Linked DNA regions of Mus musculus: regions 2, 3, 4, 5, 6 and 7 are each linked to region 1. The links are chromatin loops, found by intact Hi-C in ENCODE. Cell type or tissue: heart. All regions are shown on one strand.

What was found. Hi-C counts contacts between places; a loop is a spot of excess contacts. Peaks named below come from ENCODE experiments on the same cell type or tissue, not always from the same donor. Only the 100,000 strongest peaks of a DNase experiment are listed, where the experiment ranks them.
Region 2: it touches region 1 in a loop (2.3-fold over the local background); 4 of 42 quality-filtered maps call a loop at or near these places.
Region 3: a loop joins it to region 1, with 2.1 times the contacts of the local background. A loop is called at or near these places in 10 of 42 quality-filtered maps.
Region 4: it touches region 1 in a loop (7-fold over the local background); 40 of 42 quality-filtered maps call a loop at or near these places.
Region 5: a loop joins it to region 1, with 4 times the contacts of the local background. A loop is called at or near these places in 9 of 42 quality-filtered maps.
Region 6: a loop joins it to region 1, with 9 times the contacts of the local background. A loop is called at or near these places in 21 of 42 quality-filtered maps.
Region 7: a loop joins it to region 1, with 4 times the contacts of the local background. A loop is called at or near these places in 12 of 42 quality-filtered maps.

What each region holds. Positions count from the first base shown.
Region 1 is chr14:69,859,523-69,863,522 of GRCm38, reverse strand. The region is part of intron 3 of Pebp4 (phosphatidylethanolamine binding protein 4); the gene reads right to left. Among named protein-coding and RNA genes, the nearest start is that of Pebp4, 21 kb to the right of the region's middle. In heart, CTCF peaks have their summits at 841 (motif pointing left) and 1,949 (motif pointing left); DNase peaks (open chromatin) are centred at 782 and 1,932; H3K4me3 peaks cover 736 bases; H3K27ac peaks cover 989 bases; H3K27me3 peaks cover 135 bases.
Region 2 is chr14:69,975,699-69,979,698 of GRCm38, reverse strand. The region is part of intron 4 of Pebp4 (phosphatidylethanolamine binding protein 4); the gene reads right to left. The region is part of intron 1 of Gm41198 (a long non-coding RNA gene); the gene reads left to right. Among named protein-coding and RNA genes, the nearest start is that of Gm41198, 18 kb to the left of the region's middle. In heart, no CTCF peak of the experiment used is centred here; no DNase peak of the experiment used is centred here; H3K27me3 peaks cover 510 bases.
Region 3 is chr14:70,005,511-70,009,510 of GRCm38, reverse strand. The region is part of intron 4 of Pebp4 (phosphatidylethanolamine binding protein 4); the gene reads right to left. All of the region lies in intron 3 of Gm33524 (a long non-coding RNA gene), which reads left to right. Among named protein-coding and RNA genes, the nearest start is that of Gm41198, 12 kb to the right of the region's middle. In heart, no CTCF peak of the experiment used is centred here; a DNase peak (open chromatin) is centred at 1,660.
Region 4 is chr14:70,133,624-70,137,623 of GRCm38, reverse strand. It overlaps Bin3 (bridging integrator 3), which reads right to left. Exons shown (of 9, transcript NM_021328.4): 7 at 3,033-3,174; 8 at 2,754-2,888; 9 at 1-485. The coding sequence ends at 339. Among named protein-coding and RNA genes, the nearest start is that of Ccar2, 18 kb to the left of the region's middle. In heart, a CTCF peak has its summit at 1,926 (motif pointing right); DNase peaks (open chromatin) are centred at 1,478 and 2,033; H3K27ac peaks cover 310 bases.
Region 5 is chr14:70,066,405-70,070,404 of GRCm38, reverse strand. No RefSeq gene overlaps it. Among named protein-coding and RNA genes, the nearest start is that of Gm33524, 4.8 kb to the right of the region's middle. In heart, a CTCF peak has its summit at 1,885 (motif pointing right); DNase peaks (open chromatin) are centred at 904, 2,514, 2,684 and 3,674; H3K27ac peaks cover 365 bases; H3K27me3 peaks cover 2,465 bases.
Region 6 is chr14:70,094,529-70,098,528 of GRCm38, reverse strand. No RefSeq gene overlaps it. Among named protein-coding and RNA genes, the nearest start is that of Bin3, 3.6 kb to the left of the region's middle. In heart, a CTCF peak has its summit at 1,969 (motif pointing right); DNase peaks (open chromatin) are centred at 2,018 and 2,298; H3K27ac peaks cover 320 bases.
Region 7 is chr14:70,019,646-70,023,645 of GRCm38, reverse strand. The region is part of intron 4 of Pebp4 (phosphatidylethanolamine binding protein 4); the gene reads right to left. All of the region lies in intron 3 of Gm33524 (a long non-coding RNA gene), which reads left to right. Among named protein-coding and RNA genes, the nearest start is that of Gm41198, 26 kb to the right of the region's middle. In heart, a CTCF peak has its summit at 2,011 (motif pointing left); DNase peaks (open chromatin) are centred at 235, 2,145, 2,275, 3,285 and 2 weaker places; H3K27ac peaks cover 2,742 bases.

The DNA of each region.
Region 1 (4,000 bases):
TACTGACGGGAAAAGAAGGAAGAGAGGATCTGGGGGAGGCACTGGGAGAGAAAGAAGAAAAACTGCCCAGGTTTACGAAAGAAAGAAAGAAAGAAAGAAAGAAAGAAAGAAAGAAAGAAAGAAAGAAAGAAAGAGAGAGAGAAAGAGAGAGGGGGGAAGGGGGGAGGGAGGGAGGGAGGGAGGAAGGAAGGAAGGAAGGAAGGAAGGAAGGAAGGAAGGAAAAGGAAAGGAGAAGGAAAGAAAGAAAGTCAATCTTCACCAAATCACATCCATTCAACCAATCTGTATTAAGAGCCTGCTGTGTGGCAGAGATTGTTCTCCATCTGAGGGTACAGCATTGGGTTAAACAGATGAAGAGCCCTGCTCTCCCAGAGCATACAGTCTAGTTGTGGGGTCGTGGTAGCAGCAGAAAGACAAACTAGCAAACCCCAGAATTCTTGACGGACATTCATGTAGGCTGGAAGGTTGTGAATAGGATGAGAAACGGGGAAGGGGATAAGTGGACTCTACGAGGCCTCCCTGAGGAGGCGACCTTCAGGCAACCATCTAAAAGGGAGAGAGCCATTCGAAGAAGGTTGGAGAGGGTGGGGGTGTCAGAAGGTAGAGGTGGCTCTCTGGTGCAAAGGACCCCAGGAATACTGGGAAACCAGGTAAGTTAGGTGGGCAAAGTGCAGAGGAGCTGAGAGTAGAGAGGATGTGAGGAACAGGTCAGATGCCAGGGCATCTATCTGGCAGGCACTGGTAGCGACTGGGCACTTACTCAGGAAACTGAGGGGAAGCCTGACAAACTTTGGGCAAAGGCTTGGACTCATCTGACCCGCAGACTTAAGGGCGCCCTCTGATGGCCGAATTGAGAACAGGCTGAGCCTTGGGGACAAACAGTGGTGCTTGGTGGTAACTAGGTGAGAGGCTAGGTCCAGAGAGTGGTAGCCGCTGCCAAAGTAGGGACCCTGAGGAAAGGAGAGATAGCCAGCTTCTAGACCTTTCCATGGGGCTCTGGTAGCACAGTGGGAGAGACAGAGACACCCCTCCACTCCCCCAGTCCTGGGTTAAAACTGAGGATAAAACAGGTTTGGTAAGGGGTAAGGCGGGGACTGGATGCTTGATATGAAGGGCCCACAGGACATCTCAGTGGTCATATGAGTTGAGACAACTGGTATGTGGATAAGGCCACCCAAGAAAAAGAGGGACAACTAAGGAGAGGACAGAGAAATGAATGAGAGAGAGAGGATGGATCCTGGAAGCTACCTGTGTCTAGCAGGAGGGAGTCACCCACTGGGGAAAACAGTCCAGATGGGGCAGAGAAAGAATTCCACAGAGGACTGCCCTCTGGGTCCTAGCCTTGAAAGGGGGTACTCTTGGGACTCTAAGGGAGAACAGGGAATCTTAGAGGGCCAGGGAGTTTGCACAAGGTGGCAGAGCTCCAAGCAATGACACCAAGGTTTACATCTTCCGAGAGTCCCTGGTTTCTTATTCTCTAGGCTCAGATTCTAACTAAACCTCGGTAAACTGAGGCAGGCAGCTTTCACAGCTCCCAGTTTGCACTTAGGAAACCGCGAGCACTGTTTCAAAATCTTTGTGATCTGGGGTCGGCAGTGGGAGGTACCCTCGATGTTCTTCCCATCAGCAGTTTCCCCCGGGCTAATCATGAGTGAGGGGCGAACTGGGGACATTGAAAATGGAAAGCATTCGGCGGCTAGCTCTTTGCACTGTCGTAACAGAGGTGCAGTTTCACTCTGGACTGGTGAAAAGATAGACGCAGCGGGGCTTGGGACCTCAAGCGTCACACCAGAGCCACACGTTGGATTCTCTGTGCCTTCTTCATTCATGGATCCCGCTCCACCAACTAGGAGAAGCCTGTGTGTTCCTGCCCTGGTGGCCCCAGCCAAGCTTCCGGGCTTTGCGTTGTTTCGGGCACGATGACGGTCACCTCGCGCCCCCTGGTGGTAACTCTTTCAGTTACAGCCTCGGAGCGAACAGAAGGCCTCTGTTTACACAAGCAGGCTAGGGAACTGGAACCCCGAAGCACCTTCAGCACCTTCTCCTCCTTTGCCACATCCCACCCACACCGTCCTTTTGGGAGTCTGGGGGCCTTCATTCCCCTGAGCACGCATGGCCCAGTCCCTCTACATTCCCATAGCGGTAGAAAGAACACAGGCCTAGATACCCAAATGTCACTCTGCCCCTGCAGACCCAAAAAAGCAGCAAAGAATTGCAGGGTTCTCCACCTGTACGTATTGCAGGCCACCCGCACCACACCTGGCCTGCTCCACGCCCACCTGTCCCTTGGTTAAGACACGTGACATTTCTGGAATCGTCCTAGCCCGTACGCAAAGGGAAGTGATTGTTTCCTGTTCTGGCTTCTTCCCTGAACATGGGAAGCCATTTATTTGGGCACCTAGGCCTGTATTCTTTTCATTACTATGGGAAGGAACTGGGCCATGCAGGCTCAAGAAAGTAGTGTGGGATGTGGGGGCGAGGGAGGCACTCTTAGAGCAGGAGGTGGCAGTTGGGCCATGTGGAGCACCCTCCAGGTGGCCCTCTCCTCACCAGGAAGTGGCAACACTGGACATGAGCTTAGTTCTGGACCCTCTTAGTCTAGCTGAAACCTCTTCCGGTGCCTTGGTCTCCTAGAATCTACTCCTAATGCGCTCAGCACAGAGCCTGGCCCATGGAGGAGGGCCAGAAGATGTTTTCACATGACCGTCGGGGAACGGAAAGATAAGTGGAACAGAGAATGGCTTAGAAGCCAGGGTCTCAGAGCTTTGACCTCCATGTCACATGAAAGTAATGTCTCCCAGCTTGTGGTGAGACTTGGATAAGGCCTGGAGGCAGCAAAACCACGGGTATAAGGCTGTAGGTCAAGGTGTGCCCCTCCAACAGGCTCTGACATAGTTCAGGCTGACCTTGAACTCACGTAACTAAAGATGACTTGGAACTCATCCTTCTGCCTCCATCTCCTGAGTACTGGGATTATAAGTACACCAGCATGCTTGGTTTTATTCAGGGCTGGGGATCAGGCCCAGGGTTTTGTGTACGCTAGGCAAGAAATCTACCAACTGAGTTACACCCCCGGCCCACAGCCCACACTTGTCTTCTCTGGAAGGATCTGGGGAGACTCCCTCTGCCTCTCTAGGCCTCGAATTCCCTGCCATAGACAGAGCCCCACACCTGTCCCGCCTGTCTACGGGGACTGATGTGAGATAAGAAATGTGAAATTACAGCATGGCGGAGAACACACAGCAATGACTGTCATAACAGGGAAAGTGCTTTGAAAAATGGTGACGCTTACCCTGTTATTACCGAGGGACAAAGCTCCCAGTGGCCTGCACTCTGCTCCGTATCGCAGCATGGATCTCACCTCACCAGAGCTACCTGTGATTGTTTCTTCCCCAGGCATATAGACATCTCTACCCTGGATACATTTATATTAGAGAAACGGGAAAGAAAAAAAAGAGAGAGAGAGGATGTTGAAGTTGGTGCCAGGGGCAGAAGTGGGTGGTCCTCTGTTCACATCAAAGTCTTGGATAGAAATGTCCATTTAAAGGAAAAGCAATTCATGGGGGAAAAGCTGAGCCCAGGGCAGTTGGCCATTGGCTGGAGGAAGATATCAGGGGAGTTCAGATGACTGATGGCTGCAGAGGCGCTGCCAATCTGAAAAGGTTACATGGCAAATGATTCCAGCTACGTTACACTCTGGAACCAGCAAATTGGAAAGAGTGAAAGGATCGGCAGTTGCCAGGCATGTTAGGGGGAGGAGGGCTAAGCAGGGAGTATACAAAGTGTCCTTGTGGGCACTGAGCTTACCCTGTCTGGTTACTCTGTAACAGTGGCTACGTGTCATCACGGGGCCACAAAACCATAGCATGGTGGGTACAACACCAGCTCTAGGTGACATAGATGGATAGTGACAGCTGGGGGGAGGGGGACAGGGGGACATGGGGCAAGGGGACAGGGAGACAGGGGGGTCCTTTTGATTTTCTACTTTGCAGTATTGCAA
Region 2 (4,000 bases), 120 kb before region 1:
AATTGGGTGCTAAATTGTGCGGCACAGCTTGCGCTAAGTGGGAGGCGGTAGGTGGGGGGGGGGGGGCGTGGGGGCGGGGCAGGTCCTAGAGTCCCAAAGAAAGCACCTGAACAAGAGGATGTTGAATGACTTCAAAAGAGCAGTTTTCAGAGAGATCGGGTGCAGGGTAGATTGGTCATGATTTTTATCTCCTGTATTTTGTGTTGATGCTTTGATAACCCGAGGAGTGCTTGTTCTGGAACAATGTCCCTTCCAAGGCTGCCTACTTCCTAGAGACTGCCTGCAAGCACACCAGTCATGAACACACTAACCAGCCCCTAGCCCATCTCTTCCATCCCTTCCTTTCCCTCATCCTCTCATACCTAGCCAACATTCCCTGCCCCACGCCACCCTTGGGCAGGTACCAGGCGGCCGGGACAGACTCCGGTCACCCCAGAGCCCACTGATATTGTGCCAGCTCATCAGGGCTAAGCTTGCTAGGGCTTGCTTGCCCCCACTCTGCTCTTTTCCTGCAGAAACCACAGCGAAGGCTTCAGGCCACACACTCTTCTGCAGCCTCTGCTTCCTGACACACCCCGGGACTTCCCCATGTGACTCTGTGTGGCACAGCTTGGCAGGTCTCCTTCTCTTGAAACTGAGTAATAAAAACTTCTCTCAGTGGAATTGATCTTTCCACGCCATGCCTATAAATTATGACCTGGATGCCCTTGAAAGGAAGGAAGTGGGGGCGGGGGCGGTACTGGAGAAATGGCTCAGGTGTTAAGAGCACTGACTATTCTTCCTGAGGTTCTGAGTTAAATTCCCAGCAACCACATGGTGGCTCACAACCATCTGTAATGGGATCCTATGCCCTCTTCTGGTGTGTCTGAGGACAGCTACAGTGTACTCACATACATAAAATAAATAAAAATCTTGTAAAAAAAAAAAAAGGAAGGAAGGAGGGAAGGAGGGAGAGAGGAGGAAAGAAGGAAGAAGGAGGGAAGGAAGGAAGAAAGGAAGGGAGGAAGGAAGAAAGGAAGGAAGGAAGGAAGGCAGGCAGGCAGGCAGGCAGGCAGGCAGGCTAGTACTACTTCTAGGGGCCACTGTTACAGAGGAAGGAGAAGCTTTGCCTGGGAGATAATCTAGGGTGATATTCTGCTCTTTGCTTTGTGGCCAGGGCCTCTGTATTAGCTCTTCTCTGAGTGGCCCGTGGAATATTCCCATTTTGTCTATTGCCAAGTTGAGTCTGGGGCTCGAGTCAGCTCGCAGCTTCTCTCTGTGAGTGGCCCTTTCAGCCAAGCCTTCAACTGTGTTGTTTTCATGTTACTAAGCAGCTCTGAAGCCAAATGGAGCAGATGATTCCAGAGCTGTAGATGAGAGGATTGGGAAAGAGATGTATCTGTCCTTAAAGTTGCATCCCTTGCCTGGGGCCAAGCGAAACTCTCAAGTGCCCGGTTTTGATTTCTAAATGGAGAAGAGGTGAGAGCTGAGCTGCCTGCGGTGAATTTCCCCTTTCATCTCCATTAGTCAGGCCCAAATGATGGGTCCCTTCGCACCTGGGGTGACTTAGCAAACCACCCACTAACCTCCAGTGACCTACCAAACATGAGCCGGAGGCGGCTTCTCTCGTTTCAGCAATGTTGGGGCACCAAAGACTAACTGCTAGGACCCTTTCCTTCATTGTGGTCCACACTACACTTATAGGTTGTGTGACCTGGGGTTCTCAGTGTCTTCATGGGTATGACCAAATGAGTCCGGGGCATCTACTAGTTCTGGAGAAGAGCCAATCTGTGGTGACAACTTTGTCTCAGTTTCAAGGCACGTGTTAGAGCTCTGCGTGTGTGCATGCCTTTCTCTCTCTCTCTCTCTCTCTCTCTCTCTCTCTCTCTCTCTGTGTGTGTGTGTGTGTGTGTGTGTGTGTGTGTAGAGTTTAGCGTAGGGTGTCTTCCTTTACTCTCCACCTCATCTTTTGAGACAGGGTTTCTCACTGAACCTGGGACTTCCCAATGAGATAGACAAACAAGCTTTTTTGTTAGTCTGCCTCCTTGTATTCAACTCAGGCTGCGCACACAAACATTTGATCCACTGACCCATACATATATCCCCAGCCCTGGGGCTCTTGGCCCTTTGCATCAAGAGAGGAGAAGATTTCCTTGCAGAGCATGTGGTCTCTGCTAACCGGTCTCCCTGATAAAAAGCACCCTGGACTGCTGAGGATGTACAGCGTGGTGTCGGAGTCCCTGAGACAACACTTGGGTTTATACTGGGGAGGGGAGTCAGACTGGGGCAGGTGGCATGCTAGCCGGGAGTAGTGGAGTGTCCTGTCCAAGGAGGGGCTGCAGAGGGCAGCAGATGTGTGTCTTGGAACCAACGCTCTCTGCTCAGGGATCCCTGAGCGAGAAGAGCCTATTTCCAAACACTAAGCTGAATGTATAGCTCCTTTCTCTCTGCACATCCCAAGCCAACCTGACTTCAAAGCCCCACGCAACCTTACCTCTTCTAGGCCTACCTGAATACCACAGCTTCTCTGAGGACCAGGCTCTCTGTCCTGATCTTTCCTCTAGCCACACACCCCCTCCTCCCACCCCTGCCTCCAAAGCACAGAATGGGGCAGACATCCCAGGCAAGTCCGTTGACTGATGAAACCATATTGAGGAAATATTAATGTGGGAAAGGCCCCCGTTTCCTCTCCGGAAAGGAGGCAGGTCACGGTGGGGAGTGCTGAGGACACACATTCCATGTGACCTTCGGTGATCTCATGGGAGCCTGGCTTCAGCCCTTCGAGGTGCCTGGTGAATCTGCCCTTCACAGATGAGGGCTCACTGAGGGACATAAGCAGTCAGTCATGAACTCAAGCCTACTAGATGCCCGTATTCCTGTTCGTGCCACTGAACTAAACTGTCACCTAGGGAAGAAAAGGGCCCTTCTTCCTGGCTGTGCTCTCCAGAAACACCTGTTTCTAATGGGCACAGGCCAGGGGACACAAAGCAGGGTCTACACAAAAGAAGGAGAGAAGGAAGAGGGTCATGGCTGGAGCTCAGGGCACCTGCAGCCTTACGGCCACTTTTTATGGCAGAGGGAGGGGGACTGGGGAGGATGCTTGTTTCTTAGGGAAAGGGGGTGGGGCAGGACCTGATCTTACCTCCTCCCTGAAGCAGCTTTGCACAGCACATATAGATGGGCACCCACCAGGCGCGGCCAGCGCACACACATGCACACATATGCAACACATGCCTCCCTACCCGGAGCAACACGGCTTCCCAGCCACCTCGACCCTCCCCCCACCAAACCCCTTCTCCCTCCTACCCTATATGTGCAATCTTGTGAAAACTCCACCACTCTTAAGGTTAATAAGGCTCATTTGCTTAAGATAGCACCTGTTTCTATGGTGACTCCTGCCACCCAGAATCTGTTCATCAACGGAGACAAGAGAACAGTGACTTCCACCCTCTTTGAAAGGAAAGTGCTGGTTCTTATTGAAAGGCTTGATAGGCCAGCAGCCCATAGAGCTCTGAGCATTTGTCCTTCCACCCCGGGGGGGGGGGGGAGTCCATCGCATGCCCCTCCCCACCATTCCGAAGATCTACTGATTCCTCCCTAGGAATACTGAGGAGCTCTGGACTGGCCTCCTCCTTCTCCTCTTCATCTTCTCCCCGCCTTCCTCCCCGTCATCCTCTTTCTCCCTCCCCCCCTTCATCCTCTTCTTCATCTTCTTCCTTCCTCACACCCCCTCCTCTCTGAGAAACAAAAACCCTAGTGAATGAGGGCCCTGAACTCGGGGCCGCTTGTTCTTCATTCTCTGACCGCCACACTGGCTCCATTGGGGGTTATTTTGGTGGGGAGGTGGAAGGGGGGGCAGGCTAACTGGTGAGTCCCTAGTGTGCTCCTGAGTCTGTCTCTTCAGCCTCAATGTCACAACCTAAGCCTCTCACCTTAGCAAGTGTGGATTCCTGTAGCTGCCTCCAAAATGTACCTCCTGGCTGGGACCTTATCCATCCCTGATGTAGCCAGGATGCTGCTG
Region 3 (4,000 bases), 150 kb before region 1:
TTCTTTGCCCGGGGTTTCTCTGAGCAATATCAGTAAAAGGGGCTGGACCAACAACCCCCTTTACATCTGAGGCTCCACGATGCTGAGGCGCCTGTTTGCAGGCCACCCATTTTGGAGCTCGTTTTATTTGCTTTGTGTGTTACTTTTCAACCCACCCCCTCAGTTGCCAAGGAAACAGTGATGCATCCCAGGGTGGGGCCTGAGCTGGTCAATAGAGTCTTCTGAGGCCACATTCAGGGAGGAGGGCCCAGGGCAGGTGTTGGTGCTAAGGAAGAAGTGGAGCATTCTGGGATGAGGGGTGGCAGTGGTGGGCTGAACAGCTGCCTTCAGATCCCGGCCATACGCAGTCTCTAGAGACTCGTATCCTTCACCACGACACCAGCAGATACAAGGCGAATATAGGGCAGTTCTGCCTTGTGAGGCTTTCCCAGGTCCAAAGCCTCTGTAGAGGAGGCTGGGAGAATAAGATATCTTGTCATGGACGCTTGGGAGGGGGCATGAGCTAGTGCTTAACTCAGGCAGATCCTTCTCTGTGACAGGTGTTCTCTGTATCTCTGAGAGGAACTTCTTGGCTTCCTACCTTTATCTCACCACCTGCATAGATACCAGGATCCTTGGACCTCCTGGGAGTATGTTTGTCTCCCTGCCTTGGGCCTCCTTGAACACAATTGTCAACCCCCTTTCTCTAGGACCATCCTTCCTTTAGTATTCTAACAACTCAGGCTGGGAAAATAGCTGGATCCTCAGGGGTTTCGTTCATAGATGCATACATTGATGTGCTGATGGTATTTGGAAGTGATGGTATTTGGCCTGGATGAGGCCATGGCCAGATGGTGTTAATGGTAAGAAGGTGAGGAGAGATGCGGGTGTACAACATTATGTTTGGGTCTTTCTCATAGCTCTGGCTTGTATAAAGATATTCTCAATTCTGTCCTTAACCTAAGGCTGTTCTTCTACCTGGTGAGATGACAAAAGAAACCTCCCCAGGGTACCTGGAACCTCTTTTCCAAGATCCTCTTCTCTGGGCTGTGTGGGTACCCTCTGTGGTCTTGCCAACAGTTGGGGGAAAAATCACACTTTGACATTGTGCCAATCTCGTCCCCGCTACAGAGTCCCCTCATCCATGCCGTGCCTGCCTGCACGCTGCCATCCCCACCAGCACCCAGCCTCAAAAACCTATGAGTTATTTTTGATTCATCTGTCTCCTTTATCACCCTTATCTAGTCGCTTATCAAATTCCGTCAGTTCTTCCTTCAAAATGTCTCTAGCATATGTCCCTTCCTTCCTTAAAAATAAATTTAATTGTTTTTCTTTGTATAGAGGAGAAATATGTTCAGTGTGAAATGTTTAGAAAATACAGTACCCGTAACCAAAGAAGACGATAAATAATAAATAAATGAGAAAGAAAGAAAAAAAAGGAAATGAAAATCACCAACACATCTCTTGCTATGATGGCTAACTAACTATTCCTATTGTCTGGCTATATGCCAAGTCCCCTGTCCCTGCTAATATGTCCGTACCCTTCAACCTTGTTTTTCCTCCCATTGTTACCCATTTCTACCCCCACCCTCCCTTCAAGGTCTCAAGCTCTCCTTCCTTACCCTCCCACCCTCTCCTGCTCTGGTCAGTAGAAGCTCCTTGATCGCATCTTCAAAACTTCCCGTCCCTAACCCACTGAATTCAGAAGAGCTGAGAGTCCACAGAATTCAAGTGTCCCACCCCGGGGAAGGGGGTGGGAGGCTCACAGCTTGGCAAGCCTACAGCCAGTTCCTTCATGGGAATTAGAAGGAGGCTCGCCTCTCTTAGGGTAGAAGTTCATGCTATGTTTGAATGTATCCCCCAAAGTCCATAGAGGAAAGACTTTATCATTGATGTGCTGATGGTATTTGGAAGCGATGCTATTTGGCCTGGATGAGGCCATGGGCAGACGGTGTTAGTGGTAAGAAGGTGAAGAGAAGACACGGGTGTGCATGCTCGCCCTGCTTCCCACCGTGTGCCGCTCACACGCTGGCCAGATGCCAGGACCATGCTCGTAGGCTTCTCAGCCTTCAGAACCACGACTGTGCTCACATCCCTGTTACTGCTCCCCTACCGTTTTTGTATGTGTGTATGCGTGTTCATGTGCAGGTAGGTGCACACACATGTGCAGAGAGGTTAGAGGATACCTTGCATGGTTGTCCCTCAGGAATGTCATCTACTTTTTGAGTTAGGGATTCTCACTTGACCTGGGGTTCACTAATGGCCACCAAGTCCCAAAGATCCTCTTGTCTCTATTTCTCCGGTGCTAGGATTACAGTGTGCATTAGGTGCCTGGATGTTTTAAAATGTGGATTCTGGGGATTGATCTCCGGTCCCTATGCTTACCCAGCATCCACCTGACTGGCTGGACCATCTCTTCAGTCCTAAGCCCCTGTTCTTTGTAAGTCACTCATTTCTTAGGTATTCTATTATAGTGGTAGACATCAAGGATGGGTGACGTGGTAGGCGGAGAACAAACTTCTTCCTCATGAGAGCAGTGAACGACTCTAGGAGGTGGCCTAGGTCAAATGTCCTCTGCCACACGGTTGGCAAAGCCTAACTTACCAGCCTCAGCTTCTGACTTCCCGGCACTTATCGTCTATACGTGACCCTGCTTCTCAAAAAACATGTGATCTACCCGTTCCTAGGCTCCTGCTGCAGCTCTATCCTTCTCCAGCATCTTCCTCCTCATTACTCTTCAGTACCCACTTCTGTGACTCAGGGTCAGCCCTCAAATGCCTATACAGTCCAAACAGTTTCCCTGAATGCACCAGTGGGCAGGAAGGATGGAACTCTGTGGTGAGGACCTGGGTCTACCAGATCTCCCTCTCTCCTATGGAAACAACCTCACAACTTTGCAGTGTTGCTTGCCAGAGATGCTCCTCAGTTATGACTGGACATAACCCAGACTCAACAGATGGCTGTCGGTGCATTTTATCCACCTAAATAACGGCACGCCACATATTAAAACACATCACACTTTAAAGTGTTAGTTGTCTCCTCTTGTGTTTGTGGGACTGACTGGAAGCTGAGGCTCTTCCCAGAGCTACTGGTTTCATAGTGTGTCTATTGTTAGCCTGGGAGGAGATCAAAATTCCAAATTCCAAGTCTGGATGGGGGTGATGGCCAAAGCTGTGATCCCTGCTTTTGGGAGGGTCAGGTAGGAGAATCTCCAGGACTTTAAGGCCAGTCTTGGCTATGAAGTGAGTTCCTGACCAACTTGGGCACATTACAAGATTGCATCTCAAAACAAAACAAACCCATCAACCCCATACCTGGTGTCTACTGAATCATGTTCGTATCGGCCTAAGGTTGAAAACGTTCAAGTTGAACCATTGTCAACTCGAGACTGTTACTCAATCCTTTAAAGGCCTAGTCCAGGTAGAATGAAGCTATCCATCTCTCCACCAACTTGTTTCTCCTGTAAAGAGTTCTGGTCCTCTGCAACATTTTTTCATGGTCAACTCCACTGTTCAAGAAGGACCACGCCCACCTTGGCAGGCCAGGCTACCTGATGCAGTGGTGAAGGTTCCTGCTTATTTATCCACTTGACAAGGACACATTGAATGTCCTTTGAAGACTTCACAGCCCTTGGCTTTGGCCAAGAACGTTCTGGAGTAGGTTACTTATACTCTCCAACTGTCACTTCCTGACCTGTGGGATGGGAGTAAGGCAGCTCTCTGCCCACTCGCTTGCACTTTCTAGAGTCACATCTGTGAAAGCGCAAACCCTGTGACCCTCTGGAAAGTACTGTTAGCCTCTGTTCAAGGTATGCCAGTCTCACAGAGGTAGTGGCTGGCCCCTTGACAGTCCTGAGGATGGACCGGGCTTTTGATAAAATATTTGTATTGATAGAATGCATTCCTAGCACTATGTCTACCTCCTTCGATGGAGGATTTAAAGACTCCAACACGACCAGGCACAGTGAAATAACAACATAATGACATTGGCAGTGACACGTAGCCCTGACAGAGCTCCTATT
Region 4 (4,000 bases), 270 kb before region 1:
CTTCAAGTTCCACAGGAAGCCCAGGCCCTTCCAAAGGCTCCTGTTGGCCAGACACTATAGCACACTCTGGACGGTTCTGGAAGTAAAAAGGCCCCAGGGTTTTTCTACATTGCTTATCAGCACTGGACACAGGGAAGCAGCAGCCTGTGAGGCTCCTAGTATCAGGCTTAAGGACATGGAGACATTTAAGTCAGAGAACTGGCAAGGTACAATAGTGGCCACCTGTCTCCAACTGCCTGGCCATTGGGAGGTCCATGAATCCATGCCCGCTAGGAGCAAAGCCTATAGAGATGTCACCTGTGTCCCAAAGAGTCTAAGGACTCCTGAGGGACAGGGGCTCAGTCATCAGCCACGATGGAGAGGGCTCGGAGTTCACTTAGTTTGGTCTCATTTTCCCGCTCTCGCTGCTCATCTGAGTGGCCTGGCTGGTCAAGCTGCTGGGTCAGGTCTCCAAAGATCTTATGCATTTCTGAGTAGTATATAACCTGGGTAGGAGACAAGAGTTGTTGGCAGGAACTGGACTCCAGTTCTACACAGCACTCAGTCAGCAAAGCAGGTGAGAGGCACAAGCAGGGCCTGGCTCTGGGTCTGTGGGTTGCTCTGGCTGAAGGCGGTGGGGTGTGTCTCTCACTTGTTCCATCACTGCCTCTTAGACCTCACCCTATCTATCTATCCCTCAGCAGTCTAGGGGTAGGGAACCACAGCTGGGGCTTTTGGAAATATATACCACAGAGAAAGGTTTGTCAAGACCAAAATAGCTAGATTGGGCAGGGAGACTACATTTGAGGGTGCCAGAGGGCAGTATGTGGGCAAGGGCAGGCCTGGGGCTTACTGCTGTTTCTAAGCAAGGAGAGGAGCCAGGGGCTTTTGGTCATGGAAGAAGAACCCAGCAGACATTGGCTCCCCAAGTCTTGAGAGCTGGCCCTAGAAGTCCAGTTAAGGGAGGTGTCAGCTCCCCAGATCCCACCCCTTCCCAGTTTTGCTAGTTATCACATCTAGGTTAAGTTGCCTGGAAGAAAAGCAGCACTGATGTGGTGAGAGTGACTGGGTGAGAGGTGGGAGGCAGGTCCAAGAGTGGAGGGGTTTCTCTATGTGATAGATGGCGACTTTTCCACAGAGGCTAGAGGCCATTTCTGCCTCAGCTTCCACTTCCTGATGTGACATCACATCTCATCAAAGTGTCCCCATTCTTCAAGCACCTCAACTTTGAGATGTCTCTAGGATTCTCCTTCCATCTAAGAAACCAGACGATGGGGACTGGGAGGGTGGCTGTGCAGCAAGGGCCAGTGGGACATGGTATCCTAGGAAGTCTCTTTAGAATCCCCAGCTAAGTTGTAGCGGGCCAGGTACCCCCGCCCCCAATCCCTGCCTAAGACACAATGCCTGTTGAGTCATCTGGAATGCGCACTTCTCTAGTGACTAATAGCAGCAGCAGCCGGGTGAGAAGGAGGCTGGCACAGGGAGAGGTGGTAAACAACCCTGGCTACCCTGCTGCTTGGTTACGGGGTACCCCATAGCCTGGGCACCCTGCAGCTTCCTCTAAGGATCTGGGGGTGGGGATGGTGTATGCAGCTCACTAGAAGCAGAGGCAGGTGTCAGCAAAAGAGAGCAGGCCAAGATCTCCTGTAAATCCAGGCCTCATCCAAACAGAGGGTGCAGCAGCTGGAAGGCAGCCCTCACCTGCAGGGACTACAGGAGAGCATCCTCCCGCTTCTGTTGTCTGTCTCACTCCCTAGAGAGCACCGGACTGAAAACGTGTCACTAGCAAGTCCAGGCTCCAGTCCAAACCTTGCCTGGGCTTCTTGATGGGCATTCTACGCCATGGCTTTGGGTATCATTCCAAATGAAGGCTGGGAAGTGGGAATCAGGCTTTACCATGGCCCCTGTGGCTAGGAAAGCAACAGGGAATGATGATGTCCACTGGAGGGCAGCAGAGGTGCAGCTAAGACAAGAAGCAGGGCAGGCAGAATTTGTGGACAAGAAGCCTTAGCTTGGTGGCCAGAGAGTGTTGGAGTCCAGAGATGGAAGCCAATACCCGCGATCAGTGAGGAGGTCTGTGTGCAGAAGCCCTGCTCCTGGCTCCAGTACCACTGCCTCTCCCACCTTGCCAGTGGTGAGAACAAGCCTGAAGATGAACAGCGAGAGGAGGGCAGGAGCCTGCTGCATGCCATCCCAATTGGACCCAGCAGCAGGAGACACTGGGCTCCGACTGGGTTTTACCCTCTTTCTGGCTGCCACCCCCATACTGGTCTGCACTCCCATTTGTTCTCCACGAGGGGGCACTTCATATCTAGTGGCCAGCATTTCAGAGCCTATTCAGGACCCCTCCCTAGGAAACTGAAAGTTAAGACTCCTGTGGTCTCTGGCTAATGGAACTCTCCTATTGGGCTCACAAGCAGTCACTACTGGCCTCTCAAAGGATCTGCTCAGTCAAAGTGGTAGCTAAAGATGCAATCAGGGCTTTTCTTGCTTGCTTAATTAAGCAAGGGAGGAAGAACTCAAGGGGCGAAGAGTTAAACAAAAAGGAACCCTGTCTATCATAGGGTTGGGACTGAGTGGATTGCCAATGGAGGATACCCAACAGAAGTTCCAGTACAGTATCAGTGCCAGGCACCAGGGCTGACTAGGACAACACATGAACTTTCATAGAGCCTGGTGCAGGGAGGTGTTGCTGTCTGTGCAGAGCATGGCTATGTCTAACGGGAACTGGGTTCCTACAAAGATGATTCCCCAAGGGAAAAGCCTTGTCTCACCTGTGCCCGGATCAGGGACTCAAAGCTGGGTTGGAAATAGTCAAGTCGGCTGCCATAGAACCGCGGCATCTCATCCAGGAGTTGTTTATTCTTGGCCTCAAAGTCTTCCCGCACAGGACGTAGCTCTTCTCGGGCCTGGGGAACAAGACCTTGGAGTCAGGGCTGTCACTGAAGGGGGCAGGGTGGGTGGAAATAGCTAGTATCCTGGTTCCGCAGGTCCTGAAAGGAGGACCCCGTGGCAATGGTTGTTCCATTTAGCCTATTGCGTCTCCCCTGTACCTGGTGGAGCTTGGCCAGCACGGGGCCAGTCTTCTCCTTTTCCTCGTACTTCTCCACCTTGGCCTGCAGCCTCCCGTAGTCCTGCAAGGCCTGCTCCCGCCGCTTCACCGCCATGTTGAGGCTTGGGAATATGCTGCTGAACCTGTTGGGCACAGCCTGGTTGGAAACAGGCTTCTCATGTGGGGGTGTGTCCCAGTCACTACGTACTCAAACACATGTGCGACACACCTACTATGTGCCAGTCTCATAAGGCTCTGAGGCTTTGGGGCTTGTACAGGTGGGATGGCGTGGGGCACAGACAGTACTGAGAGCTCTCCCCAGACCCAGATGTTAGGCTGTGATTGCCGGTGCTCCCTGTCCTGCTGCGGAGCCTCAGCACGAGGTCAGCAGGGCTGGAATCCGACTGTATACACTAAAGACCAAATCAAACCAAACCAACAGGGGAAGGCAGGGCCACAGCCAGGGAGTGATGGTCTGGAAAGGGCTATGAGTATCCATGTTTGTCAACACCTTCTCTACTATGTCACAGTGCCACTGGCAGGAGACAAAAAAGAAAGATCCTGGCTAAGGGTTCCTTTACACCGTGAGGAAACACAAAGGGAATGGTTCTCCCATTAAAAGAACAAATGGAAAAAGCACGCTTTAGAAAGATGGTCCCAGCCGCTCCTACCTAACACAACTGAAAAGGAGTATGGTGTGACTACTCAGACGACTGGCCACGCAGAGCAGGCTGTGTTTGAAAAGTTTTGGCATTTGTGTGTAACCATCATCAAGGCTACCTTTCCCCCATGAAAGGCCATCCTATCTTGGACAGGCGCAGGGAAGAGCCACTTTTGAGGTGGGGGGCAGGCAAGAGTAAATGTTCTTCTTGACACAGATGAGGGGTGGAGGTGAGGTAACTCTACAAGCAGGTCTCTTGGGAGTGAGAAAATGGGGCAACTTCCTTGACTACAAAGCCATGAGGACGT
Region 5 (4,000 bases), 210 kb before region 1:
GTCTGGCAGGTACTTTATCAATTGAGCCATCTTTCCAGCTGGACACACTTTCCTTCTAAACTCTAGTGGTCTAAATTAAAATAAATGTATTCTAACCATGTAGAAACAGGATATTTGGATCACACTTTAAGTAATTTCAGAGTGGCTGATAACCAAAGGGAGAAACATTTTGTTACAAAGTACCACTTGCTGGGGGCGTGGGAGTAGCTGTCAAATTTGCAAGTTGTTGATCCTACAGAGCTCTCCCAAGACCTGAGTGAGTCCATAGAACTAATAAATCGCCATGAGTAATCCAGAGGACGAGCATTCAGGACTGAGCTGGAAAGGAGGGAAGGGAGATATTAAAAGTCAGAATTGAGAAAAGTGTGCATTGTGGGTAAATGTCAACCACTAGCCAGGGCCTGGGAATAAAGAGTTCAGATTTCCTTGGTAAAACTACTTGTGTATGGCTTTGGCCATGATTAGTCTTGTTTGTGGGCATTAAGAGAGTTGGACAACACGTTTCTGTTCATTTCGGCTCCAAGTTTTGTCAGCTTGTGGGTTTCTAACTGAATTTCTAAGGATGGAGGTTAGTTGGGGGGGTGGGGGGGGTGGAATGACTGAACCAGGCCTCTTTCTCAGCTCTCTGGGTTTCTGACTGTGGCAAGCAGGTTTGGGAAGAATGTGTTGAAGATCTTAGTTACAGTTAAGAGATTCTAGAGGAAGGGGCTGAGTTCCTTGGCAAGGGTGGTGTGTGTGTTGGGATGACTGAGTCAGGGGATGAGGGGTTGTAATGGGAACTTTGCTGTCTTAGCTCTGGGGCTCATAAAAGGTAAACCGAGTCATGTGCTCTAGGGGCCTGCCACCCCCTTGGGACCCACTGTGGGGTAACCCCTTCTCAAGAGGGATGGTGTCTGCAGAGAGGACTCTCAGGGGATGGTGCTTTTTGGAAAGAGGAACTTCACGATTAGAAATGAAGCAGAAAAGGTGTGAGAGTATGTGGGGGGAGGGGCCGTGGAGAAGGCAGTTGAGAAGAATGAGTTAGAAGAGAAAGTGGGAGGGACCCGTGTGTAAGTTCTGATCTCCGTGGTTTGCTGGGTTGCTTTTGAGCAACAGGCTTTATTCATAAGGCAGGTACTAACTCCTTTCCTTCACCCTCATAAGAAACACTCTAGGTTCTAGAGTGGGTCATGGGCTTTGAACCCTTGTCTCAGTCCCAAACTGTTAGCCCCTTTGTCTCATCCACCCCAGAGAGGATGGTGAAGCATGCCGTCGACATTTTTTTTTTTTTTTTTTGCTGCTGTGTGCATCTAGTCAGACTGCATTCAGGGAAGCCGTTAATGACTTCAGAGTTCTGAGCTCTGGCTCTTGGCGTTAGTGTTCTACTCAGTGAACAGCTCAGGAGGGGCTGCCTGCCTCTGTAGGACTGGCTGAAATAAATACTGGGGAGTAGAGGGCTTGAGATAGGGTCTCACTGGGTAGCCTAAGTTGGGCTTGAACTCTTAATCCCCCCCTCAGCTTACTGAGTACTGTGGTTACAAGTGTGAGCTCACAGCTGCCTGTAGCGCCATCCATCCTTTTACCCATACCAACCACCTCATCAGAGACTCCACAAATTTTTGTTCAAGATGGAATATGCTAAATACTCTACTGGTTCTAATTTTGAAGGAGGGGTGCTAATTACTAGTGTGAAACCAGGAAAGGAGGAGTATGAGAATGGGGGGGGGGGGCCCAGAAGCAGCACAGCAGGGAACCACTTTATGATCCCAGGTTGGGGGCAGGGGTGCGGCAGGAGTCACCCAACACCAATCTCAAGAGGTAATAACCCCGTTAATTGGGAGGTAATGATCCTTGGCATTTTCATCTTCAAAGCCAGGAACAAACTGTAATTAATGCTCCCACCACCCGGGGGCAGGGTGGAGTGTAGGGAACCTTGAACTACTGCTATTCAGGGAAACCGAGGCACTGGCAGAAAAGTCTTTAGGAAAAAGGATTGGAGCCAAGCACAGCTGGGATCTTTGGGGAGCTTGGAACACATCAGAGCATTGCCCTCTCCAAAACCTGACACCCTGGAGAGACTTGCGGGGGGGGGGGGGGGCGGTAGGGAGCCGAAAATCAATCGGAGGATGGGAGAACCTGAAGACCTATACAGGCCTCTCCACAGGTGGTAGCAGGGTAACTGGGTTTGCTGGTAGCCCAGCCTCAGGAGATCCTGCTCACACTGTGCCTAGTGTCTCATAGCAGGGACTAGGATGCTCCACAAGTGGGCCTGCAGCTCCCCCCGCCCCCCTCCCCCAGCGTGCTGCCTTCTCTGTAGAGTGCAGAGCAAGAGGATGCAGGAGCCCTTTGCGCCCAGAGGCAGGCGGACTCCCAGCACCTTCAGAAGACTGACTCATCGGGCGACTCTGAAATGCCTCCCGGTTTCTTCATCTCAGTCTGGCTGCCCCAAGCCCGGAGGGAGTTTTTCATTAGCGTGATTATCCTGCTGTTGTTAAAAGCTGGTAAATCTCACCCAGGGACCGAGGCTGGGAGCTGCTTCTGAACTGCAATCCGAGTTCATAGGTCCTCAGCTATGGGCCACAGGCGCCAACTCCCTCTCTCCTGTTCATCAAACCCAGAAGTCTGGGTACCAGAGGCAAGACCCATAGGCTTTATATGGTCTCAGGGACTTGTCGTGTCCGTGTCCGTTGTAGTCGTGGTGTTGTGTAGTGTCCGTGGTATCTGGCCCCCCACCCCGTGCGGACCGCTCCACCAGCAGGGCATTCAGCCAGGTTCTGTATATCACTCTCTAAAGGATAGGGTGGGGCTTCACGGCTTTACACCATAGTCAGCATCCTTCTTGGAGGGAATGTTGTAGAGATGCCTTGCCCCCTCCCTTTCTTACTCCATCTCCACACACTTATGCAATCCTTTGATAAAAGTGCCTCCTTCAACGAGTGCAGAAGTGTAACTTCTGATTTTGTGTAGATTACCATTGCACCCCTAATCTTCCTGGCCCCCCCCCTCAATCCCCATCCACTTGGCACCAGCATCTGGTGTCTAGTAGGCCTTTGCTGTGTTTGAATGAGTAAGTCTTCGGGGAGTCATAGAACTGTTTAATGACCTCTTGTCCCACTATTCCCTCCCTAGCCCAGCATCTGGAGGTTATTCCTAAGTGCCCACTGCAGGGGCCACACACTTGGATAAGGCATTCATGAAAGTAGCTCAGGTCTTTGCAGTGGGGGAAATGAAGGTCCCATGAGGTTTCAGGGTGGGCAGGGAGAGTAAACAAATATAGATGATTTGGTGGTAAGGAGTATGGGTTAAAAATAAATTAGGAAGGAGGAGGTGCAGAGTGGTCTATCTTGGCAGCGACTCTATGACCCCTTGCGTTTTGGAGATATGACTTGGTCCACTGGCTTGCCTATCAAAGTGCTAGATTCTAGTACATGGATCAGAGTTTTAGTCCAGTTATGTTCTGGCTCATTAGATGCTCTGAAAAATTCCACATGACCAGGATCTTGGTTTTGTTTTGTTGAAATCTCACGGGGGCTAGTGAGATGGCTCGTCAGGCCCAGATGTTGCTAAACCCAACAACGTAAGTTTGATCCAAGTGAACTGACACTGAAAGTTGTCCTCTGGCTCCATGCTTGTGCCACAGCACATGTCCATCTGTGTGCGCGCGCACACACATACACAAATACATACATGTGCACACTCACACACACACAAATCACACAGAAGCACATTAGGGATGGTCAGACTCTGAAAGCAATTGCCACTTGTTCCCTGTCCCAGGAATCAACCCCTCTTCTTCTGGATTAGCTTCTCGCTCTCCTACTAGATGGCCTGAGGGGGAAAACCTCTGACACTGTTGTGGCAGGGTCAATTTCACGGTCCTAGTCCCTCTTAGGCTGGCAGGGGTGGGGGTGGGGGGATATAACAGGGCAGCAGATCACTGGTGATGGTGGCTTTGGATGCCCTAATCCCAAATCTTGGGATCTGTTGGACTTTGGGAGGTGCAGGGGGAAGGAGAATGTGG
Region 6 (4,000 bases), 240 kb before region 1:
CTCAGTCAATTTCCAAGTGCACTGTTATATTAGTTCTCAACCTCCCTAGAGCTTCAACCCTTTAATATAGTTCCTCACGTTTTGGTGACCCCCAACCATAAAATTATCTTTGTTGCTATTTCAAAACTGTAATTTTGCTACTGTTATGAATTGTAATGTGAATGTCTGATGTGCAGGACCTGTAAACGGGTCATGACCCATCATAGCTTGAGAACCACTGATCTAGAGGCTCTTGGGAAATGGGACAGAGAAGAAAGACCTTGGAACAGAGAGGCAAGCCCAGAGAAACGAGCAGGTCTGAGCAATTGTTGATGTCTGAGGGTGAAGCTAAATCTGAATCTTCAGGGAGAGCTGAGGCCTAACTGGGGCTGTTTGTTTATTGCCCACCTCAGACTTTAACATAATCAGCAGGGTCTTCTAGGATACTGGGGAGAATGCTGGCTTCCTAGGGTTTGCCTGGGAAGTGTCTGGAGGTCTCTGAGGTTAACATAGCCTTCCTTCCTTTCAGCAAGTAGGGCCTTAGGTTTAGGGTTGTGTATACCTTGAAGCTTCTCTCTGTGAACTTCCCTGTGAGGTAGCATGCACACATCTAGCATACATGGTCTGCAGGACTGGAAGCTATATCTTGCCTTTCTATAACCAAAGGGCAGTACAATGCAGGCTGATCATGCCTCTTTGGGGATGGAAAGGAACAGGGTCAGTTTAGAAGTAGAGGCTGGGAGTTGGAAGGGCTTCAGGTAGAGGTGATGCTCCCGACTGCAAGCCTAGTTAGTAATCATTGCTTCTTCCCCAGATGGCAGATGGCAGGGGTCTATTTGATGAACAAAGCTATTGAAGAACTGATCTACTGTTCCCCTGACCTCTTCCCCAGAGTCTTTAACTCAGAAACTTATGCACAAATGCTCCCCATGGGGCCTTGTCTCAGAATATGTTACATCTTGCTTTGTCCCAGGCTTTCCCATATGAAGTTTAGGGCTGGCTAACTCTTTCAGGAAGCCCTGAGAGGCTCCTGAAATAGACCAAGATCCAGACTTTCAATGTTCTCCATGGATTCCTCGTCTTGCTTCACCATGCTTTTCACTTGCTTAGAAGGGTACCACTAAATCAGGGTTCCCTGAGAATTCAAGAGCCAAGGGCATGGAATGGCAAGCAAAGGTGGCAGAAGACAAAGGTGTCAGAGTAAAAATTTATGGAGGATGGGAGGCCCACATTGACTACTTAAAAGTCAGAGTGAAGGGTCATATCTGAAACCAGGCTGACAAACAACAATATGGACTAGGAATACCCACTAGGCCTTGACTCTGCTTCCAAGGGGTTGAGAGCTACTACTTTCTTCCAATGGGCTTTATCTTCCTTGACCACAATGTAAAGACTCCAGTCTAAATCAGGTTTGACAAATGAGTGTCACACCATATGCCAATTTTGATTGTTTATTATTAGCTGCCTTGAATACTATATTGAGGATTCTGGAGACTCACTCTGTGAGTCTGGTGAAGACATACAGTGATGGATTAGTAATGTCTGCTATGAATGAGCAAAGGGGTTAAGATGGTATGTGTGCTGTCTTATTTTGTTATTTTGACAAATAGTTAATAATCAACTATGCAAGCCATGCCATATATTATTCTAGGTGACCAATATATAACAATGCTGTGAGGTAGGTGATGCTGTCACTGTTGTCATCTTACAGGTATGAAGCACAGCCATGGAGTGATGAAGGAGAATTCCAACCTGGGCATCCTAGCTCTTTTTCTGCTTCTTTAACCACTTGAGCATATCACCTCTCCTTAATGAGTTCCAAAGTTCTTACCACCTCTGACTGTCTTTAGCTCTGTCAAGGTACAGTGGGCTCCCAGACTTGCATTTGGAGCCAGAAGGAGTGTCAGTACTGAAGGGCGAGCCCATTACCAAAGCCCCTAACCAAGAGCACTTTAATATGCTTCCTGCCCTTTGGCAAGCTGGCACCAGCAGATGGCAGCACCTGGTAGGGTGAGAGCAAAGGGCACCTCCTGACTCAGCCTGGAAGACCTTCAGGGAGCCCATAATCCAGATGTCAAGGGAAGCCAGGGCAAACAAGGGTGCAGAGGAAGTTTAGCCAGGGTATCAAGGAGTAGGGCTTCAGACTTTAGATCTGCAGGAAGCCCCCCCTCCTCCAGCCAATGCTTTGATTCCACCCAGCAGTGGGAGCCTCTCAGCTTGCATTTCATGGTGCTTTGCTGTGGGCTCCCCCCCCCCTTCCTCCACTCTGGAAGAATGACTAAGTTTAAGGACTAAAAAAAAAGTGTTTTGATTACACTGCCTTTTCACCAACTGGGAGCATTAGTCACCCCGGATTGCTGCAGATAACGGGGAAGGCGAGCAGCGTCCCCCTCCTCCCCCTCCTTCTCTCCAATTAGCTCACAGGCCCAGGGAAGAGATGAGTGAGTGAGTGAGAGAGAGGAAAGAGAGAGGGAGGGGGGAGGGGGAGGGGAGGAGAGAGAGAGACAGAGAGAGAGAGAGAGAGAGAGAGAGAGAGAGAGAGAGAGAGATCAGGAGCAAAACAATCGCTTCTGGATGATCCCCAGGCACTGGGGTGAGAGGTGCCAGATGAAAGCAGGGGAGACCCCTGAGGTAGGGCTCAACCCACAGCTGTAGGTTCTCACTGTACACAGCTATCTCAAGGGTATTAAGCCATGGCCAGCTGGCCCTGAGAGGCCTACTTCCCCAGGTAGGTCCAGTGTATACTGGGAATGGAAGCTGGAGGTAAACCAATAAAGACAGGACTTCTGAGGTGGGGACCCTGGTGGGAATGCTGTTAAGGTGACACACAGTAAGACTAACTGTTCCTGGATGGGGCTCTGAGGCCTTCATCCAGAGCTGGAATTTGCTGTTGGAAGAGGCAGCACTCACACACTATTCTCTGGACCAGCAGCAACCCCCCACCCCCACCCCCCAAGAGCAGTATCTACTGTGTTTGGCTGATTTTACCTGAACTTTTTTCTGCTCCTGCCTTGTTGCTGAGAAGCTATAGGGCTAGGACATTCTCCTGCTCTGGCCTATTGGTCCAGGGGAGCAGCTTTGGGCCTTGTGGTAAGGGCTGACTTTGGGAATCCTGGCCTCTTGGCGTAGATTTGTAGCCCATCCCTCCCATTCGGAAAGAAGTGGCTTTGAGTGGCCTTTCACATAGTAGGGCCATGGACACTTGTGTGAAGAATTTTAAACACTTGGCTACACACCATTTTAAATGCTAAAAATACTGGAAAAGGCAGAAACAGGGCGTTTATTCAACTTCCCCCAGGAGCAGGGTTTCGGTTACACAGTCATTGCAAAGACGGATTCGGTTTTGGACGGTTAACATCCACAAGCGTTAGGTATCCTCTGGCCTCCAGAACTTACAAGGCACTGCTTTGGAATGAATAGGGTTGAAAGAGACAGAAGCAGGTTTTCTTAGAACAGTTATTCTCAACCTTTCTAAAGCTGTGACCATTTTATATAGTTCCTCATGTTCCAGTGACCACCACCGCGCCCCCAAGCCATAAAATTATCTTTGCTGCTACTTTATAACTGTAGTTTTGCTACTGTTATGTTTATTACTATTATATTATGTAAATATCTGATATGTAAGATACCTGATATGTGACCCCTGTGAAAGGGTTGTTTGACCTGCAGGGGTCACGACCTACAGGTGGAGAACCACTGTGTTACCAGGCAGTGTCTAGGAATCTCTCCTGGTTTTGCTTTTCCGAGTGTCTTTAGTCTGGTATATGAAAGCTTTGCACCCTTGCTGAGCCTTCTACAGTTCCCAATAACCATAATTACCATTGGGGAGTCTTGGTAGCAGCAGGCAACCAAGTCATTCTCTATATATTAGATAATATACCATGCATAGTGGTTCAGCAATGCGTTTCTTCTATTCCCTTTTTATAAAGATGGGGGAAACTGAGATTAAATTGATTATCTAAGGCTATAGACTTGACCATGAGGACATGCACTGACTAAATTACCTTGGGTTACAAAAGAA
Region 7 (4,000 bases), 160 kb before region 1:
GTTCAGGAAAGATTCGGACTTGCTGGAGTCTCCTAGGCCATTGCTCTTCCTGGGGGCCTGGGGAGGGCAGGAACCAAGGCCTCTCGGCTACACTGTGCGAGTGGCCACTTGACGGCTTTTGGATTGGGAAGAAGAAAATCTGGACTAGACTTTCCCACCCTGGCGTGGGAAGTGTGAGGGGCTGGAGCAGGGAGGCAGGAAGTGAGCACAGATGGACAGGCCTGGACAGCTGTGCAGGGAACAGAGCACATCTGTCTGGGAGTGAGTTTGGCAGGGCCCCTCCTACAGCCTCTCTGCTGAGTGTGGGCTGGGTTTGGGTCCCAGATGGGGAAAATGATGGGAGAAAAAAAGGCCAAGAGAGAGGCTGGGGCTGGAAGCTGGGGAGTGTGTGTGTGTGTGTGTGTGTGTGTGTGTGTGTGTGTTCAGATGGAAACTAAGAACGTTGCTAAGCAATGGAGAGAGGGTAGAGACAAGGGGCAAAGCCGAAGTTCGTTGAATGAATAAATGGTTTCGTGGCCTAAACTAGCATGAAATTTCCTCTAATTAGCTTCAGGTTCTGCCAGGAAGCTTATCCCAAATAGACACCTGGGAGAGATCTTCGAGAGATAGAAGCAGGATCAGACTTCTCCTGGGGAATTTACCCTCAGGCTTAGGGGGTAAGTTAGCCTTTTTTGCTAAGTTCTCAGGAGCAGGGCAGAGAGGAAAGGCTCATTGTTCTAGAAACTGTAGCTACTGACTTGTCCTCACGGCCATCTGTGTGGCCTCCATGGGGTGATTGTCCGTTCTTCTGTTCAAAACTGTTGCCTGTCTGGTTTGGAGCTGGAGAGGCATGTAGTCAGACAGACCTCAGCCGGCTTGGTAGCTGAGAGATTACCCTGCATCTATCTTCTGCCACCTTCTCTGGTTTCCACTGTGTGAATAAAACTGGGCTGGGGCCACTCTTGCTGGGCACCCACATTTTCTTTGAGCCTCTGCATTCTCATCTGTACAATGGGAGGCTAGACTAGCGGACCCCCCAAGACCCCTCCAAACTCTTCCATCTTGGAATCTGGTAGGGTGGTGGTGGGAACGCAGCCTTTGAAGGTTGTTACTGTCTCCTGTGTGGTTGGGCTGGGCACTCTGCCTTCACCCAGGCTTGAGAAAAAAGGAGGAAGACTCAAGAGGTGCTGACGTCACTTGCTGAGTGCTCAACTCATCCTCCACTTGTGTAATGGTGACTCCTCTTTCTGGACTGATGGAGCTTAGTCCTGTGTGGGGTCAGGAGGTCAGTGTGATTCCTACAGTTTCTCAGACTCTTGCTTCGGTTTCTCAGTTGTCTGGTGAGTGCAACAGAAGCACCAATAGGAAGTCAGGCAGAGCTGAAGTCCCTAGGACTTGGGGTTAAACAGGACACTCATATCCCCGTTCTGATATCACCACAGTCATCACCTTCATCATCACCCATTATTCATATTGTTAAACACATATTGTTCTTTATGCAGCCTTGTGCAGGAGGTGAGCAAAGCTACAGGAAGATCCCAGTCATACACACTGGTCCCATCCTAGGCATCACTTAGAAACCAATGAACTTGACCTCTACCTAGAGGCCAGATCTCACTCATGACAGGACACGGAGCCAGAGGCGCGAGCCTGTGTTTGCCAGGTTTGCTCTTTCCAGAAGATAAGCATCTGGATTCCAAGCAGCTGTTGTTGCTGCACAGGTGTGCCCTCCAGTGCCCCCCTACCTCTGCAGTCCCTCCACAGGGGTACAGCAAACGGTGCTGGCTCAGCGCCGATTGGTATTCATTTTTGTAACAATGAATCATGACACATTTGGCAGGGGAAGGGGGCCTGGAATAACTCAGGGGCCCAGGAGTTTCTGGCAACTGAGAAATCTCTACCTCCTTGTTTGGGGCATCTTCCAGGCTAACACCTAGAGCCTGAGAGCCAGCAGGTTGCAAGACTAGCGTGGGATTGCTTTGGAAACAGGGTGGCAAGCTGCAGGCAGGAGGTGAGCTGCGGGCGCCTCCTTCTGGCCCCGTGGGGCTGGAGCAGGCCTGGGGAGGGTTCCTGCCTAAACCTTAGCCCCTGGGCTCTGGTATGTGACCCTCCCTGGCCCTGAGCCCCTTCATGGCCAGAGGGAAAGAGTAGAGCCCCGGCTCTGGAGAGTCTTTTGGAGGACAGAGAGAGAGAGAGAGAGAGAGAGAGAGAGAGAGAGAGAGACTGTTATGTAATCGGTTTACCTCCTCATCAAAACCGGTGACTAATTCAGACAGTCTCTGCCAGATTGGCTCTGCAGCCTTGTTGTTAGCTTCAGAGGGCTCAGCCAGTCGCTGACGGGTCCTCACACCCTCTGCTGGATAGATTTCCTCTCCACTGGTCTCAGCTCCCCAAATGTAAACTCTGCCCGGAAGTCACCTAGATCTGGGTAGTTAGGGAGGCGAGCATCCAGCCCCACTCCCACTGTGTGTTTCCCTGCATCTATAAAGGAGGCCACAGAACAAGAGTTCGCCTATCTGTCTGGAGACCCGTCTGCCTGACAGCTCACTGAGGTCTGTCATCTGTTCTTGAGTGACAGTGACCAAGAAAAGCAGGCGTCCAGGCTGAGAGCTTTGACTTGCAAAGGTTGAGAGTGTTGGGCTCAGAACTCAGTGGCCAAGTCTCACCGTGACTCAGGGTGGAAGGGCCACCCCAAGGCTTCTGACCTTGGACTCCTGGCTGTGTACGTTTCAGGCTTCCTGGATGATGCCAGGGACCTATGCACACCGCTGTTGTTCTAGGGACCTATGCTTACCGCTGTTGTTCTTTCTTTTCTTGGTCCAAAGCAGACGTGTGGAGCACTCAGCCCTCTTTCTACCCCAGAAGGCTGTGCTTCAGAAAACAGCAGCACGTGTTGGCTTATATGAGGAGACAGCTCACGGAGAGATACGGCAAGTTATTCTCTGTGACAGTCCCAGGGTACTGGCCACAGCAAGTATGCCCACTGTATGCCAGGGCTCATTTTGTTTACTCCTTTACCGAAGAATCATCCGGGGCTTGGGTTAGTCTCATTTTATAGGTGAGAGAGCCGAGCCCGAAAGAGATCGTGTGGTCTCCCGAAGCTGTTAAGCACCCACCGGAGCTAGGACTTGATCTCACATCTCAGAGCCCCCCCCCCCCCCCCCCCCCGCTCTGTCGTGACACACCACTTCCCTGTGGCATTCCCAGGACTGGTTCTGAGGCCCTTGAGACATTCCCAGTCCCAGCAACTTTGCAGCAATGGCCCTGCCAACTCCAGAAGATAATGCAGCCTTGTGCTAGTCCTTCGACTTCCTTCCGTTGGGCGGCTCATAGACATGACCTCATTCGCTCTCCCAGATCCCTTAAGACCTGGGAGTGGTGGAGATTCTGACTTCTGATTCCCAGGGAATCAAAGGCCGGCACAGAGAGGCACAGAGACCCGCCCTCAGTCACACAGCTAGTCAGGACTGAAGTTGGTCTTTTCTGTCCTTTAGTACAGTCACTTAGCTTGATGGTTAGGAATCAAAATCACCCCCCCCCAGATCTTGAATATTGGGGGAGGGGTGCTCCTCCTGGTGTGTGTGGTGGGGGGAGGGAATGATTCAGAGGCTGAAACAACTCCAGGAGAGTTGGAGTGGTGTTGGAAAGGGAAATCTGAGATGCACAGAAATTCAAGTGTTATGGAAAGCAGGGGTAGCCTTGGAACCTGCCTGCCCGCCTGCTTCCCTCCCTGGAGGCTCTGGGGTGGGGGGTCAGAGCAGTCTGGTGTGATGGGCAAAAGCTGGCCTTTGGGTCAGCAGACCCTGGTAGGGTGACCTCTCGGTTACTCATCTGTCCCTGCTTTTTCACACAGAGTGGGAATGCTAACTCACAAAGGAGACTGTGTGAACTGTTTCATCCTTAACCAGAAAGCCCGCACAGAGGGACACAGCTGCTGTCCCCCTACCCCTCCCGCCTCTCCCCCAGTCTATTTCCTCTGCTAGACACCGTGTGTGTGTGTGTGTGTGTGTGTGTGTGTGAG